Regions from separate parts of the Homo sapiens genome. Here region 2 is linked to region 1. The links are chromatin loops, found by intact Hi-C in ENCODE. Cell type or tissue: GM12878. All regions are shown on one strand. Links, peaks and the distances in the headings refer to the core of each region. The heading gives the core; the rest is flanking DNA. Region 1 overlaps PRKCI (protein kinase C iota). Region 2 overlaps FNDC3B (fibronectin type III domain containing 3B).

Region 1 (4,397 bases), core at 106-4,105:
ATTGTTAACTTTCATGTGTTTTTGTAGTTCCCAAAGTCCATCTTGTTACTGATTTCTAGTTTTGTTCCATTGTGGTCAGAGAAGATACTTGTTAGTTTTTGTAGGTTAGTAACAATATTTGGATTATACTAAGGAGTTTTTATCTAGAGTTATAGAGATTTTCTTAGAATGCTGCCATGGTAGAGAATAAGTGGGTGGGTATATAGGGGAAAACAACATTTTGAAATATGTTTCAAATTTTCCAGATTAAACAGTTAAAAAGAACAGGTGGTGAACCTAGAGAATAGTGTTTTAGAAACCGAGACACAGGATTTCTTAATAGTGGGCAACTTTGTCAGGGACTGCAAGAGAGATCACCTAGAATAAGGACTGAAAAGATGTCATAGGTTTCAGCAGCTGGTTTCATGACCTTTGCAACCGCAGTTTTGGTGGAGTGTTTGGGCTAAAACCTGGCAGCAGCATTTTGAGAAATGTGTGGAAGGTAAGAACATGGAGAAAGGATATGATCACTATGTGAAAAAAAGTTGTTTCATTATAAAAGATTACAAACTTATGATTTTTAAAATATTAAAGAGAAGTATGAAGTGAAAAAAAACCCTGCCCCTTTTCCTTTCTCATCTTCTCACCTGTTTCCTCCAGTTTTAGTCTCTAGTTTTACTCTTGAGATTTGTGGCTACTGAATGAATGGAGTGTCAATCTGAATGGGAAAGAGAATTTTTTTTTTTTTTTTTTTGAGACAAAGTCTCGCTCTTGTTGCCCAGGCTGGAGTGCAATGGTGTGATCTCGGTTCGCTGCAACCTCCGCCTCCCAGGTTCAAGCGATTCGCCTGCCTTAGCCTCCTGAGTAGCTGGGACAACAGGCACGTGCCACCACGCCCAGCTAATTTTTGTGTTTTCGTAGAGACGGGGTTTCACCATGTTGGCCAGGCTGGTCTCAAACTCCTGACCTCAGGCGATCCACCCACCTTGGCCTCCCAAAGTGCCGGGATTCCAGGTGTGAGCCACTGCACCTGGCCTGAAAGAGGTTTTTGAGAGGGAGACTCAGAAACGCCTTTGCCTGAGAAGAGCTAGGAAATAGAAGGAAAGAAAAAAATGGAACAGAGGAGCTCAGAGAAGATAAAAGGAAGTAGGGATGCAGTGGTCAAGTGGGAGAAAAAAAAGGAGAGGCACTCTTTTCTTTGAGTAGCCAGGAAAAAATGACTTTGTTTTTCTTTCTCAATTAGCAGACCAAGCTGTATGCTGGTGATTGAGGTTTGGATAGGGTTGGTGGCATCTAGTGTGTAGTAACTATGGGAATTAGCAAATCAATGGCAGAGTGAAGGACTCACTTTCACTCGCTCAGGTCCAAACTAGGCTTTAAATGACTTCTTTTTTTTTTGAGACAGTCTTGCTTTGTTGCCCAGGGTGGAGTTCAGTAGCACAATCTTGACTCACTACACCCTCTGCTTCCTAGGTTCAAGCGATTCTTCTGCCTTAGCCTCCCGAGTAGCTGGGACTGCAGGCACACACCACTGTGCCTGGCTAATTTTTGTATTTTTAGTGGAGATGGGCTTTCATCATGTTGGCCAGGCTGGTCTCGAACTCCTGACCTCAACCCGCCTGCCTCGGCCTCGCAAACTGTTGGGATTACAGGCCACCACACCTGGCCTGAATGACTTTTTCACTGAGGAATGCCATAGTCCAGGCAGATGTGCCACCTCATTGATCGCCAGGGATGACTCAGTTGTCTGGCTAGTTGGGTAAGGGAGGTGTTTTTTCCATCACTTCTGTGTGTCTGTTACTAAAACTGTTCATTTATATTTCACAGCAGCTCAAGTGCAACTGTTCTTCAGTACTTTTGTAGCTTTTCATTTCTGTGACTCCTTTGAGGAGGCTCTGTCATGTGAAAGGAAAAATTTGATAAAATGATTACATGGAGACTTCTAACTAATCGTATTGTGGCAATGGAACTACTTTCACTTCCTCTTTTAAAGAAACAGGTAACAGAAAGCCTCCTCTTTAGACTTTCCCATTAGACACATAGCAGTGACAATTTAAACTGTGGTCAGTAGCCAGGCATGGTGGTGCACTTCTGTAGTCCCAGCTATTTGGAAGGCTGAGGCAGGAGAATCGCTTGAACCCAGGAGGCGGAGGTTGCAGTGGGCCAAGATAACACCATTGCACTCCAGCCTGGGCAACAAGAGCCAAACTCCATCTCAAAAAAAAAGAAAAAAAATGTGGTCAGGAATAGATTCTGTTTGCTGTATTTGGGATATATACAATGTTAAGAACAAAATGGCCAGGTGTGGTGGCTCATGCCCATAATTCCAGCACTTTGGGAGGCCCAGGCGGGAGGATTGCTTGAGCCCAGGAGGTCGAGGCTGTAGTGAGCCGTGATCATGTCACTGCATTCAGCCTTGAGTGACAGAGTGAGACCCTGTCTCACCAAAAAAGAAAACCAAAGAACAAAATTTTATATCTATATACATTGGTGTCTGTGAACCTCATGTGGTATTTTTATGCAAATAGAAATGGAAGTTATATGTTACCTACTTCAGAAAATTGAATTGTCTAAATAAATATCTAAATATTTGTCCTTAGGCCAGGCACGGTGCTTCACGCCTATAATCCCAGCACTTTGGGAGGCCGAGGCAGGCGGATCACCTGAGGTCAGGAGTTCAAGACCAGCCTGGACAACATGGTGAAACCCTGTCTCTACTAATACAAAAATTAGCTGGGTGTGGTGGCACACACCTGTAATCCCAGCTACTCGGGAAGCTGAGGCAGGAGAATCGCTTGAACCTGGGAGGCAGAGGTTGCAGTGAGCCAGGATCATGCCACTGCACTCCAGCCTGGGTGGCAAGAGCAAAACTCTGTCTCCAAATAATAATAATAATAAGTAAATAAATATTTGTCCTTGTCATATATTTGTTTATAAATATGAGATTATTTTTTCTAAAAATTTACATTATGAAATTTGTTTAGTAATCATCACATTTAGGGGTTTTAAAGTGACCTTTACTTTACTTTTGTGTTTTTTAGGAGACCCGTGTACAGTATCATCTCAGTTGGAGTTAGAAGAAGCCTTTAGACTTTATGAGCTAAACAAGGATTCTGAACTCTTGATTCATGGTAAGAGAGTAGTCATTTCATACTCGTCCAGACTGATAATTTCTTTGAAATCACTCTTTATTCTTCACCATTTTGAAACATAATCTTAATGTCATTTTCTCAATCTCTGTGACTCATGCCTAAGTAATTGTCGTTATTTAGTAGTTTCTCACGTGCTACAGAAGGTAAAATTAATCTGCTGCTTATAGTCTGGGGAATTTTGTGGTCTCTGTATGTCTTGTTGGATATTAAAATGTGATATCTCAGTGTATCACAGCAAATTTATGATAGAACTTAAAAATTGAGAGCCTGGGGAATCTAAGTCATCTACTTGAAATTTTGTTATGTATACAAATAATGACCTCCAAAGGTAAGGTATCTTAAATATCCTTTCTTTTGCTTAAAGGTTAATAGTGAAACTATTTACATGATTCCTTTATTTTTGAGACAGTCTCACTCTGTCACCCAGGTTGGAGTACAGTGGTATGATCTCGGCCCACTGCAACCTCTGCCTCCTGGGTTCAAGCATCTCAGCCTCCCAAGTAGCTGGGATTACAGGTGTGCACCACCATGGCTGGCTAATTTTTATATTTGTAGTAGAGACAGGGTTTCACCATGTTGGCCAGGCTGGTCTCGAACTCCTGGCCTCAAGAGATCCGCCTGCCTTGGTCTCCCAAAGCACTGAGATTACAGGCATGAGCCACTGCACCAGGCCCATTTACATGATGCTTTAGAGACATTAATATGTTTATACCTCAGCAACCTTGAGATGTAGGAAGTGGCATAGAAGAAGTAACCTAAACTCAGTTATCATTGTAACTGGCACGTTGTAGACCTGGATTGTGAATCTAGGAATTCTGATTCCAAATTTGTGTTTCATTCAACTATGCTAACCATCAAAAGTCATGTAAAACTTTTTTTTTGTTTGTTTTTTTGAGGCAGTTTCTCTCGCTCTGTTGCCCAGGCTGGAGTGCATTGGTGCAGTCATAGCTCACTGCAGCCTTGACTTCCCAGGTTCAAGCGATCCTCCCACCTCAGCCTCCTGAGTAACTGAGACCACAGGCACTGCCGCACCACTATGACTGGCTAATTTTTTTTTTTTTTTTTTGTATAGATCGGATATCACTATGATGCCCAGGCTGGTCTCAAACTCCTGTGCTCAAAGAGTCCTACCACCTGGGCCTCCCAAAGTGCTGGGATTAGAGGTGTGAACCACCATGCCCAGCCAAGAACCTCTTAATATACTGCATTTAATTGCAATATATTGACAGTATTTCGTTGAACATTTTTGAGAGCTATGAGACCAGA
Region 2 (4,397 bases), core at 298-4,297, 1.8 Mb after region 1:
AAGAGGAGGAGAGAATAGCAAGAGCAAAAGCTCAGCAGCGGTCTCTTGCTCCCCAGTATCAGGACACTGTTCACATGGGAGGGTTGTGTAGGGCAGAGTAGGAAATACATTAGATTTTTTTGTTTTGTTTATACAGTGTCTCACTCTGTTGCCCAGGCCGGAGCGCAGTGGCATGATAATGGCTCACTGCAACCTCTGCCTCCTGGGCTCAAGTGATTCTCCCACCTCAGTCTCCTGAGTAGCTGAGATTGTGAGCTGAGACTACAGGTGTGCACCACCACACCTGGCTACTTTTTTATTTTTTGTAGAGATGGCATCTTTCTATGTTGTCCAGGCTGGTCTTGAACTACTGGGCTCAAGCGATCCTCCCACCTTGGCCTCCCAAAGTGCTGGGATTACAGGCATGAGCCACTGCACCTGGCCAGAATCTTTTTTTAGAGACAGGATTGTCGCTCTGTTGCTCAGGGTGAAGTGCAGGGGCATAATCATAGCTTACTACCCCTTAAACTCCTGGGTCCTTGACCTCCTGATCCTCCCACCTCAGTATCCCCACCCCACCCAGCTAATTTTTTTTTTTTTTTTGAGACGGAGTCTTGCTCTGTCACCCAGGCTGGAGTGCAGTGGCACTATCTTGGCTCACTGCAAGCTCCGCCTCCCGGGTTCACGCCATTCTCCTGCCTCAGCCTCCCGAGTAGCTGGGACTACAGGCGCCCGCCACCGCACCCGGCTAATTTTTTGTATTTTTAGTAGAGAAGGGGTTTCATCGTGTTAGCCAGGATGGTCTCGATCTCCTGACCTCGTGATCCGCCCGCCTTGGCCTCCCAAAATGCTGGGATTACAGGCGTGAGTCACCGCGCCCGGCCCCATCTAATTTTTAAATATTTTAGAGAGTGGGTCTCTTACTGTGTCGCCCAGGGTGGTCTCGAACTCCTGGCCTCAGGCTGTCCTCCCTCTTCAACCTCCCAAAGTGCTGGGATTACTGGTGTGAGTCACTGCACCTGGAAGGAAATACACTGGTATAGCCTTTAAGGTTCAGAAAAAGATCAAAGGCAGTGCTAACTTTAGTGTACTAAGGAATCTTCTGGAGAATTTCGTGAGAATACACACTGCCTGCTCTTTCTGTTCAAAGGGAGGATATCTAGGCCTCCCTTCAGAGATTCTGGTTTAGTAGATCTAAGTGAGAACTGAGGACTCTGGATTTTTAAACAGCTGTATTGAGATATATTTCACATGTCATACAGCTCATGCATTTAAGGTGTAAAATTTAATATTTTTAGCATATTCATGTCGTTATGCAACCACCACCACTAGCAAATTCTAGAACATCGGCATTGTGTAACCACCACCACTAGCAAATTCTAGAACATCGGCATTGTGTAACCACCACCACTAGCAAATTCTAGAACATCGGCATTGTGTAACCACCACCACTAGCAAATTCTAGAACATCGGCATTGTGTAACCACCACCACTAGCAAATTCTAGAACATCGGCATTGTGTAACCACCACCACTAGCAAATTCTAGAACATCGGCATTGTGTAACCACCACCACTAGCAAATTCTAGAACATTTTTGTCCCTTCTAAAAGAAACCTCATAGCCGTTGGCAGTTGCTTCCCACCGTCAACCCCAGCCCCAAGCAACCACCAGTCTACTTTCTGTCTACATTTGCCTATTCTGGACATTTCATATAAAGGGAATCGTACATTATGTGGCCTTCTCTAACTGGCCTTTTCTACTTTGCATAATATTTTCAGGGCTCATCTATGCTGTAGCATGTATCAGTATTTTATTCCTTTTTAAGGAATGTATCCATAAAATGGATACATTTAAGCTATGCGTCCATAAAATGGATACATTTTTGTGTGTCCATTCTTCTGTTGGATGGTTTCTCCTTTTTGAGTTATTTAAGTAATGCTGCTGTGAATATCTGTGAGGAATCTGCGTTTTTAAACAAGCACCCCGCTTAATTCTGTTGCTGATAGTTCCTGCACATATCTGGAGAAACTCTAACCTGAATGGTTAGTGTTGTAGAATGACTCCCCTCACAGTGCTAAGTCCTCTGTTCCCCATCTCTTATGGGTGCTTCTGCTTGAAGAATCACTGGTCTGTGAGCGGGTGTGTAGTGGCTTAGTGGAAGTGAGGTTCCAGAACTAAATTACATGGTCTGCATGTGCAGGGTAGAGTGGACAGAAGGGACATGACAGGGACAGTAGGCAGAGTAAATGGGTCCTGTACTTTTTCAGAATCTAGTAGTGACTTGACTAGTTCCTGAACTAGGGTGTTGCTGCTGGTGGTGGTAATGGAAAGGAAGAGTCAGAGGTAACAGACTTCATCAAAGGAATACTCTCTTCAGTAATGGTGATTTTAAAATACTCGGCAATTTTTGTTTTTCATTGACTCAGACACAGTTCTGTCTAATTCTGACCTTATCTATTCCTATCATCCTGTTGTTCAAAGTAAATGTATTTTTACCAACTGTTTGAGAGAGGAAATCCTGGGATAATTAGCTGAAGGATATAGTGTAATAAAAAAATACCAAGTTTTGATATTTTGAAGCCTCTGATCTACTAGGGATGTTTAGATACAGTACAAGCCTGAGTCAGAGCTGAACTTCTCAAAGTTCTTTTTCAGACTTGGGATTCTGTGGTATATTCTGAAACTGAAAATAGCTTCTAGGAGATTCACAGTCCCCACCACCACTGCCCATTGGCGCCACTGGGCCCAAAGTGAAGGGCCTAGAACAGCTCACACCTTTTTCTGAGAGCTATAGCACAGCTTTAGAAGAGAGATTGTCGCAGCCAGTGACCCATATCGGGTACTCATAGAGAGGGGTTTTGTTTAATAGGATTACCCTTGACCAGATATCCATGATCTGTTTCACATTTTTCCGTTAGATTATTTGGCACAGATGTGATCAGATTGCCCTTAAGATGCTCTTTGTTCTGTGTACTATTTTTCCCCTCTCCTAACACAAGCATCATTAAAAAAGTCTTGGAGCATTGATACATCAAAAGATTCTTCTTTCTACCTACTTTATCAAAATCACTATGAACACTTTGGTGTATGTTCTTCTAGACTCTTTTCTTTGTTAAAAAAACAAACAAACAAACAAACAAACAAAAAGCCTAGTTTTGCACAGAGTATCACAGCGTGCACTTCCTTGTTAACCTGTTATTTCCCCCTACAAACAATGTGTTGTGAACACCTTCCTATGTTAGCAGATTGATTTCTACAGCATTTAAAATTGGCTGTAGAGTTTTGCATTGTATGGATAAAATACCTTCCAAGTTTTCACTGTTTCATACTGTGATGTATGTTTTCATACATTGTTCTAAAATATCTTAAGCCACATCGTACATATTGCCAGTTTGGTTCTCTGTGAATTTTACTGGTAACAATACAACCTAGATGCTCAGGGTTAATTAAGTATTCTGGGGCAAAGTGCCATTGAACCTGGTTCCTGGTACATACATTCATTCTGATTATTGGTTGGGATAGGTTTATAGTTGTGAAATAGGTGCTACAGACAGTTAACATAAAACATCCTGTAGCTCTCAGAAGATAGAAAATGCACCCTTTAACTTTCAGAAACTTGCATACCTATAAACGTAGAAACAAGGAATTGCATTTTTATTAATTCATGGAATCCAGTCTTCATAATGGATTTAAATAATTCTATTTAAAATATGTGCACACAATCTAAAAGCATTTTGTCATTGTAGCCTAATATCATATAAAAAGAAATTGTGCCTCTGAGTGCACAGTGGACATACCTGTTGTATCATCTGTTTTTCTGGTTTATTGCCATCTTTCTGCCAGAGTCCAGGACCCTAGAGGAGAATTTCACCATCTTCTCTGAAGTAAAATGTGATTTAGGAACCAGCTTGCTTATTTTTTAAAGTAATGAGTATCACTGTTATGTATCAAAAATAAAAAAATAGGCAGATTGATTATAATCTGTAGCCCCTTACTGTAAATTTCAAATAGAAAAGCAAGATTGAGAGGAAATACATCATCATTTTAACAGTGGCTATTTTTGAGTGGTGAGATTATGAACAATTAAACTTTCTTCTTGCTTTTCTGTATTTTCAGATTTCTAGAGTGAACATGTATTATACGCTATAACGCATAGGAATGTGGGAATAAAAATACGGGCCAAATATTTTTAAAAGGTATGGGATGAGGGCGGGTGGGCTGGAAAGAACCCATAAAGATAAGAGTGGGTAGTTACTTTTCCACTGTTAAAGAATGAGGCTTGCCAGCTCCTAAGGAAATCTCTGACCCCACCCTGTACTTTTCAAGCAAGAGCTTTTGAAGTCTTTTGTGCTAGTTAGAGACTAGCATAGTTAGTACAGCTAAGTAAGTATGTAACAGATTCTATTATTAGGTTTAT

Evidence for each region. A loop is a pair of places that touch in the nucleus more often than their neighbours do. Peaks named below come from ENCODE experiments on the same cell type or tissue, not always from the same donor. Only the 100,000 strongest peaks of a DNase experiment are listed, where the experiment ranks them.
Region 2: a loop joins it to region 1, with 6 times the contacts of the local background. A loop is called at or near these places in 1 of 110 quality-filtered maps.

The regions. Positions count from the first base shown.
Region 1 is chr3:170,256,949-170,261,345 of GRCh38, forward strand. PRKCI (protein kinase C iota) reads left to right here. Exons shown (of 18, transcript NM_002740.6): 3 at 3,021-3,110. Among named protein-coding and RNA genes, the nearest start is that of PRKCI, 37 kb to the left of the region's middle. In GM12878, for the core only: no CTCF peak of the experiment used is centred there; DNase peaks (open chromatin) are centred at 353 and 1,903; H3K4me3 peaks cover 24 bases; H3K27ac peaks cover 1,362 bases.
Region 2 is chr3:172,092,695-172,097,091 of GRCh38, forward strand. The region is part of intron 1 of FNDC3B (fibronectin type III domain containing 3B); the gene reads left to right. Among named protein-coding and RNA genes, the nearest start is that of FNDC3B, 55 kb to the left of the region's middle. In GM12878, for the core only: a CTCF peak has its summit at 2,701; a DNase peak (open chromatin) is centred at 2,687; H3K27ac peaks cover 1,437 bases.